Linked DNA regions of Homo sapiens: region 2 is linked to region 1. Evidence: chromatin contacts called from ENCODE POLR2A ChIA-PET data. All regions are on one chromosome and are shown on one strand. Each heading gives the region's core, a stretch centred on a gene start or an enhancer-like site at or near the end of the contact. The rest is flanking DNA. Distances are from core to core; before and after follow the strand shown. Region 1 holds the start of H4C3 (H4 clustered histone 3). Region 2 holds the start of SLC17A4 (solute carrier family 17 member 4).

Evidence for each region. ChIA-PET counts read pairs that join two places held with the same protein, here RNA polymerase II (POLR2A).
Region 2: POLR2A ChIA-PET joins it to region 1 with 13 read pairs in WTC11. The contact joins the promoter of SLC17A4 here to the promoter of H4C3 in region 1. POLR2A ChIA-PET finds 5 or more read pairs at or near these places in 2 of 52 experiments (Panc1 and WTC11).

Annotation. Positions count from the first base shown.
Region 1 is chr6:26,102,586-26,107,239 of GRCh38, forward strand. It overlaps H4C3 (H4 clustered histone 3), which reads left to right and starts at 1,348. Exons shown (of 1, transcript NM_003542.4): 1 at 1,348-1,752. The coding sequence starts at 1,363. The coding sequence ends at 1,674. RefSeq lists enhancers at 886-995, 1,020-1,710.
Region 2 is chr6:25,752,683-25,756,856 of GRCh38, forward strand. It overlaps SLC17A4 (solute carrier family 17 member 4), which reads left to right and starts at 2,060. Exons shown (of 12, transcript NM_005495.3): 1 at 2,060-2,099. It also overlaps a transcript of SLC17A1 not described here.

The sequences.
Region 1 (4,654 bases), core at 98-2,597:
TGTTTGACATTTCTTCCTAGCTAAGTCTCTAGTTATAAGGTCTGTGTTGTGGCATGTGGACAGTGAGTGGAAGAACCTAAGAACTCAATTTGGGGCAGAAGAATGTAATCAATTATTTCAGAAGTGATACAAACAATATGACATGTAGAGCATTCTGGCCTTTCCTGGGTCTTTTTTCTCCATTCCTGGATTTCTTCTCTTCATGTGAGCAAGTCTGAGGTTACTATATAATGTCTCTCACAGGCCACAGCCCCATTCTAAATATTCCCAATAGAAATTCATTTATTAACCAGAGAGTGGTGGGTGGGGTTGTTTTTGTTTTTTAAACAAAAGTGGATCTTATGGGCATTCTGGAAAGCTCCCGCAGGAAGCTAAGAATAAAATTTTGAATTGAGAAGTCCCTTTCTTCAAACCACATTCAGACCCAATTCTGCTATTCTATTTATTTTTCAAGGGGATTAGCCTTATTTTAACACCAATAATCTTATCACAAAAACCTCCCAGAGGAAGACCCTGTAGATTTTGTAATGACCTTAATCAAGTATTAGCCCTACACTTCAATTAATCCCCAACTGTACAAAACGAATGTTCTTTTCTCTAAAGCTGTAGCAAGTTGAAAGGGGATTAAAAACGGAGGGAAGGGAAGAGTGTTTGGAATTTCAGGCACAGCAAACAGGCACAGCAGACCAGGAAGAGCGTCCCGGGAAAACATATTATCCAGACTTAAGTTTATATTCCCTGTCTCTCTCAGACTTTTGCAGAAAAATGAGTCATTCAACAAATATTTGAATCGAGATAGGGAAAGTGACGAGGAAGAAGTTTGCACTTATGAGGTTTTAATTTGCAATTATTTGGCTACCTTTTTGCCTTCCCAAAACATAGGGTCTTTAGGAGTGAAACTTCATAGCCAAACTTATACCTTGTCCAGCACAGAGAAGGCCATCAAAATGCCTGGTTTAAATAAAAATATTAAAATGATTGGGAGGGTAAATCCCTTGACCTATAAATCTGACCTCCTTTAAACATTATTTGTATGTTCCCCAATAAACTATTCCGTAATTTATTAGTTAGCAAGTGGAAATAAAAAGAAATGTGGAATGGGGCTATGCTTAGCGTCATTAAGCTGACAGGAATACAGCGCATTCAACTTGCAAACACCCTTCCACTCCCACAAAGAGCAAGCTGTCACTGGCCAATCAAAACAATGAACCATAATGAAACAGTTTTTCTTGCTCCACCCACTTGGTGACCAAATTTGAAAAAAAAAAAAAACCGCGCCAACTCATGTTGTTTTCAATCAGGTCCGCCAAGTTTGTATTTAAGGAACTGTTTCAGTTCATACCTTCCACTGCGATAGGAATCATGTCTGGTCGCGGCAAAGGCGGAAAAGGCTTGGGGAAGGGTGGTGCTAAGCGCCATCGTAAGGTGCTCCGGGATAACATCCAGGGCATTACAAAACCGGCTATTCGCCGTTTGGCTCGGCGCGGTGGCGTCAAGCGCATTTCCGGTCTTATCTATGAGGAGACTCGAGGTGTGCTTAAGGTTTTCTTAGAGAACGTTATTCGAGACGCCGTCACCTATACGGAGCACGCCAAGCGCAAAACTGTCACAGCCATGGATGTAGTATATGCCCTAAAACGTCAGGGGCGCACTCTGTATGGCTTCGGCGGCTGAATCTAAGAATACGCGGTCTCCTGAGAACTTCAAAAAACAAAAACAAAAAAACCCAAAGGCCCTTTTCAGGGCCGCTCACAAAGTCGTTTAAAGAGCTGAAATGCGTTGCGAGAATGAGTTTGGATGACAGAAATAACCGTGACATCCTGCATAAGAATGAATTGTGTTTGCCATGACCGGCCACACTGTGACAAAATTTCAAAGCATAAAGTAGGCATAGAGAGGTAAGCGCTAATAAAGTGATTGGCTCCACAAAAAGCATTTTGCTGGGCGCAGTGGCTCACGACTGTAATCCCAGCACTTTGGGAGGCCAAAGCTAGTGTATCACTTGAGATCAAGAATCCGAGACCAGCCTGGCCAAAATGGTGAAACCCCCTCTACCAAAAAAAATACAAAACTTAGCCGGGCGTGGTGGTCTGCACCTGTAGGCCCAGCTAGCCCGGAAGCAGAGATTGCAGTGAGCCGAGATCGCGCCACTCCCCTCCAGCCTGGGAGACAGAGAGAGACTCCTCAAAAAAAAAAAAAAAAAAAAAAAAAAAAATTATGTATTTTAGAGCATTCTAAGAATGGTACTTTGGACTTAACCGAAGGGCTGGAGGCGCGTGTTGAACAAAGGTTATCACCTTTTGGCTCATGCGGCACACAGCTATGTAAATAAAGCATCTTTAGGGACAAGCTCTCATTTGCGGAGGGTTCTATGGCTGTTGTCCTATTGGCCAAAACAAAGTGGTCTAAGTCCGGGCGCGGTGGCTCACGCCTGTATTCCCAGCAGTTTGGTAGGCCAAGGTGGGTGGATCACGAGGTCTGGCGTTCAAGACCAGCCTGGCCAAGATGGTGAAACCCCGTCTACTAAAAATACAAAAATTAGCCGGGCGTGGTGGCGGGCACCTGTAATCCCAGCTACGTGGGAGGCTGAGCCAGAGAACTGCTTGAACCCAGGAGGCAGAGGTTGCAGTGAACCGAGATTGTGCCACTGCACTCTAGCCTGGGTGACAGAGCGAGGCTCCATCCAAAACAAAACAAAACAAAAAAGTGGTCTAATAATCCCCAGAACTGGAGGAAGAACCATAACTTATTGATTTTGTTTTTAACCTTATGTATGCCAGGCATGCTAGCCTTGTATACATACAAGGCTAGAGGAGCAAAGGTGCAGGAAGCCATCTTGAGGGAGTCCCATATTATTGAGAGACCGGCCAGCTGCTGGGAGAGGCTAGTTGTTCATCCTCACTGTATGTGATGAGAATCTGGTGACAGTCCATTGCTGGGCACAGCATTTAGGCAAAATGGCTCTCTGCTATGTCAGGCAAGTGAGGCATATTTTTGCACAATCCTAGTAATTCCGAACTCATTGGGAAACAATGGCAATTACATCCAAGCAAGGAAAGGTCTGTGGTTGATTTTATCTATACAAATTTAAAACATAATGTTTACAACCTTTCATTATAGGACACAATTTTTAAAAAGATGCCAAACTATACAAATAAGTTCAGAAAAGTGAGGTACTATTGAACCGTCTGGAAAACATAAATGTATGTGAAATAATGCAATGCATAGTTTTGCAGGGGACTTTGTTCAAAGTTTCTCGAAATACCATGGTCCAAAGTAGACTAACATTAGCATTGGTTATTTATGATGATCAGTAAGAATACTAAATCAAAAATCAAAGGAAAATTAAACTATGTCTGTTTAAAGAGAAACGTAGTTTACCTCAGACTGAGAGTTAAAACAAGTTTGTGATTCAGGAAGGTGGAATTCAGAACCTAATTGGGCAGCCTCCAACATTTCCATTAAGGTTTGGATTCTTAAAATTTTTCAGTCTTCGGTATGCTCTGGTAGTCTGATGAAACTTACAGATTCTTTTCATAAATAAGATACTTAAAGTAATTCATAGGGTTACAATTGTATTAGACCAATAATATTAAAATAATTATCAAACCACTTGACCGTAATATGTGTGTTTTTGTTGATATACCTAATAGTACTTCGGAAATAAGCAAGCACGATTTCCAGATTCTTGCAACAACTATAACCTACAAATTTGTTATTTCTATCAGTCACACACAATGGAAGAAAATTCTAAATTTCAGCTACAGGATAATGAATAGATGAAAAACAACAACAACAACAACAACAAAAAAACTCCCCTAATCCATATTCTGGGACACCTTGATTCCTATTTATTGATCCCTTGAAGTCAGTGGATAGCATATTAAGAAACAATAGTTACAATGACACCACAGAAAGACTAGAATGTAGTACTTGTGTTAAAAAAAAAAAAAGTATCAGCAAGTTATGTTTGGATGCCAAATTGCTCTCCACTTCCCTTCCCTGACACTGGCATTTCCAGAACTTAGATGCTCTTACATGTAAAAGCCTCCTCTAGTGCACCATCGAGCTTTTCAGGATTGGACATCAGACTTTTTAGTTCCTGGACCTCTAGATATACGGCAGTCTCTGACAAGAAGCCCTTTTTCTGTTTTAACTTTTTTTTTTTTTAAGTTTTGAGACAACGTCTGACTCGCTGTCACCCAGGCTGGAGTGAGGTAGCACCATCATAGCTCACTGTATCCTTAAACGCCTGGGTGCAGGGACTAAGGGAGCGTGCCAACCATGCTTGACTAATTTACTTTTTTGTAAAACCAGTAGTCTCCAACCTTTTTGACACAAGAGACCGTTTTGTGTAAGACAATTATACCACGGACCAGGGGGTGCAGGGGCTGGGAGCAATGATTTCCGGACTAAAACTGCTCCAACCTCAGATCATCAGGCATTAGATTGTCACAAGGAGCCTGAAACCTAGATCCCTTGCATGTGCCATTCACAATACAGTTTGAGCTTATGAGAATCTATCTAATGCTGCAGCTAACCTGACAGGCGGTGGAGCTCAGTTGGTTAATGTTCGCTCACCCCTCAGCTGTGCGGCTCAATTCATAACGTGCCATGGACAGGGACCGGTTACCGGTCGGTGGCCGGGGAAATG
Region 2 (4,174 bases), core at 810-3,309, 350 kb before region 1:
TGGCTCACGCCTGTAATCCCAGCACTTTGCGAGGCTGAGGTGGGCGGATCACAAGGTCAGGAGATCGAGACCATCCTGGCTAACACAGTGAAACCCCGTCTCTACTAAAAATACAAAAAATTAGCTGGGCGTGGTGGCAGGCGCCTGTAGTCCCAGCTACTCGGGAGGCTGAGGCAGGAGAATGGCGTGAACCCGGGAGACAGAGCTTGCAGTGAGCCGAGATCACGCCACTGCAGTCCAGCCTGGGCAACAGTCTGAGACTCCGTCTCAAAAAAACAAAAAAAAACAAAAAAAAAACACCAAACATTTTCTTTATACCCTTATTCTATAAGCTTTGATCTATTTTTAATTTTTAAAAATTAAAAAAGATTTATTAAAACTAAGACACAAATATGCAAGTTAGCCTAGGCTGACACAAAATCAAGACCATATTAGAGGCTTCTTGGAAAATCTATTTTCAAGTGTTTTACTTTTCTAACAACATTGGTAAAACACTTGGCAATCATCTTGGGGAATTGGGCATCACTGACAGGAGGAACTGCAAGTGTAAAGGCCTTGAACTTCATGGACAAGGCAGAACTAGTTGGAATTTAGTGAGGGAAGGACAGCAGGGCAGAGGTCAGTAAGGTTGGTGTGTCCAAGGTGATGTAAGGTGTTGGAGCACCTTCAGGAAGGTGAATTTGCTCTCTTTTCTCCTAGGTTCTCTGGGAAGGCTTTGGAAGACTTTTACACCAGTAAGTAACATGATCATATGTACATTTCCAACATTCTGCCTGCTATGTGGGGTGGATTAAAAGAGAGAGAATGGAAACAGTGGGGCCCGGTAAATAATCATTTTATTTACCCTGGTGATAGATGATTGTGATAGGAATGGAGAAAATAAAAAATAATGGAAAGAGATGAAGGTGGAACTGATAGAACATACTGTTGGAATTAATGTTGATGGAAAGTATAGAATGAAGGCTGACTTTTTTTTGGCAAGATTAACAGGGAAATGGTAATGCCATTAACCAAGATGGGGGATCCTGGGCCAGGAGTAGGGTTGGAGGGAGATTCAGTTCTGCTTGCAGTCATAAGACTGAGATACCTAATGGGTACTCAAGGAGAGATGGATGAAGTTGAAGTCGAAGCTCAGAGAAGAGGTCAGAATTGGGTGTGAAAGGAAAGGGGACTGGCTGAGATCTCCTTGGGAGTGAGTTTAGATAGGGAGGAAGTTCAAGGACAGAGTCTTAGGCATATCAACATTAGAAACCAGAGAAAAGATAAGGATTCAGCAAAACGTATTGACAAGGAACAACCAATGAGACACGAGGAAAATCAGATCTGAATGAATTAAATGAAACAAGGCATCAAGAAGGAACGAGTGGTGGAATCTGTCAAGCACTGACAGATGGGGCCTGGGATGTGACCACTGGATTTGCTGGCAGAGAGGCTGGTGATGGCTTTGCTAAGGGCTGTCTTGTTGCTGATGGATTCATGAGAAAACTAGAGGTGGGGAACCAGAATGCAAATATGTATGAGTCTTCTGAAATGTTTTGCCATAAAAGGGAGGAGAATCACAGAGTTAATTTTCATGGAAAACTCAATGGCCTTTGTGCAAAAAATTACAATCAGAAAACCATAAAAATCACTCAAGTCGACCAAAATGTATTAAGTCTCTCCTCTTTGGAAAGCTCAGTTCTATTAAACAGCAGGATGGTGGAAAAGGGACTCAAAAGGGGCAAAATATACCCCATCTCCATGAAGATTATAATAACTCTGAGAGACCCCAGAAGGGGATAGTGCTGTCAGTGAAACATGTGGGGTGTCAGGATCCTTATAAGAAGGGACATTGATTCTGATTAAGGATGAGGGAAGACATAGGTGACCTCAGCTGGGCTTGAAGCATGAGGAAGATTTAATGAGCTTGATTTGATTATCAATCAAACAATAAAATGTAAAGTTAAAAATTAAACCACTGGGCCAATAAAATTCTCCAAGCTGGTAACATAAGGGCTAAAGGTTTTGGGTAATTATTTACCTCCCAGAATTAGACAATTGCAAAGAGCTTAGAATATTTATTTGAAAGGAATGAGGATCCTGCACTCTTCCTCCCTCAGGTTAGTTAGCTTTCAAACTTTTACCCTTAATATTCTGCTTTTGAGATGATGGGAATGGGTCTGTTTCTGTTAGAGAGCAGCTTAATTTGCTGTTTAGGGGCAGAGATTGTGGGAGTGGAGAAGAGAATGCCTGTGTCCTGAGATAATTCTGGTAAGTGAGAAGGGATGTTGCATTAAGAGCCCTGGAACTACAGGGAATTAATTCAAGAGAATGAAATTTTCTAAAAGTATAGCTGAACAGAGACAGACAGACAGACACACACACATACACACACACACACACACACACACACACACACACAGAGGAAGAAAGAGAGAGAGGAAGAGACAGAAACTAAATGATATATTTGGATTGTTTTTGTGAAGTACATTAATTTTTTTAAGCATTGATCAAATCCACAGTGAGACAATAAATGCCAATACTGAATTCTCAGAGAGGAAGATTTTCATCATGCCTAAAAAATTAATGAAAACCAAACGGTTCTGGTTTGGTTCCAGCGAATTTATGGGAAAGCAAAATAAATGAAATCTAATATGGCTTTGGGAAGTAGTTAATGATGAAGAGTTTAGGGCAGAGGACTTTATTTGCAAACTGTGAATAAGAGCCATGGGCTGTTTCTCATAAGGAGGAAAAATGTTCAGTGCTGAGACCACCTAAGATGACATTTGAGCTGTTAATAGCTCTGCCCAGCACCTTAAGGAAAAGTCTCATTCTACAGTGGACTGATAACTAGCAGAGGAACAGGGTGCATATGAATCCAAAAAGAACAGACACAAGCAGTCTTGGCAAGAAAAACTGATGAGAAATTGATATAAGAATGGCTGGCTCCATTTCTTTGCTGTTTTTTCCTCATTTACCTGGTTTCAAAATAAATAGATAAGGCTGATGACTCACACATTTATATTTCTACAAAGGCCCTTCTGTTCTTAGCTATGGACTCACAGACACAAAACTTACCTGTCAATCTTCCCTTCTGGGTCTAACAGGAGTCTCAACCCCAAGTGTCCAAAATAAAGTTCTTGCTTTTCCTCTGGAACCTGTTGCCCTCCCTGCTCATTTCGCCAACTTCTTTGAGTGCAACACTATTCACTCATTTGCTCAAGCCGTAAGTCTAGAAGTCTCTGATGATTCTTCCCTTTCTCTCATTCCCATATACACCTCATTAGCAAGTCTTAGTGGCATATCTCCAAAACAGGTCCTGAATGTGGTCTTTTTCACCACAACTAGCCTAGCCCATCCACCATCAACACTTGTACAGGTGAAGAAACAACTTCTTGTTCAGTCTCTTGGTTCTCAATCTTGTCCTTTACAGCCCATGTGCCACACAGTGGCCATAGTAGATCCAGTCCCCTTACCAGGCCTATAGGACCCAAAATGGTCTGGCCATTTTGGGAGATCGAGACCATCCTGCCCACCCCTTTGATCTCATCTCCTACCATTAACCTCCTCATTCACTCTGCATCGCCATGTTGGACTACCTTCTGCCTAGAAAAACGTGACAAACTTGCTGGTTCCTCTGCCTGGAATTGTTCTTGCTCAGCGCTGTCTCCTTCTCAGTGTTCCCGTTTCAGCTCAAATATAACCATTTCACACAACCACACTAGGTAAGTGGTTAGACTAGGCAGAGTGCTTGCCCTCCTCTCCTGATGCTAATGACCTAGTTGCTGTCAATGCTACTCTTGTTTTTTTCATACCATGTGGCATTCTTACTTCTTTCTTTTCATATGTGCCCCTCCTGGGATGTAACTTTCTCGCAGGTGTACTGTCTGTGCCTGCATCACGCTGTCCCCACAACAGCACTGTCCTCCCTTCACCCTCGGCTGTCTGTTCCCACTGCTCTCATTAACGCCAGCAAAACCATTATCGCCTGTTACTGAAAAAACTGGCAATTGATTTCTGGTTATAATAAGTAAAAGGAGAGGGCAATTTAATGAGAACTAAGTTCTTCAGTCATGCAGGAGATGGAGCTATGAAAGCACAACATTGCATTCATTGATTCAATAAATATTTACTGAATCAATGAATGAACTTGCGGCCAGTGAACTCTTAGACATTGGAACACTCGAAGAGTCTG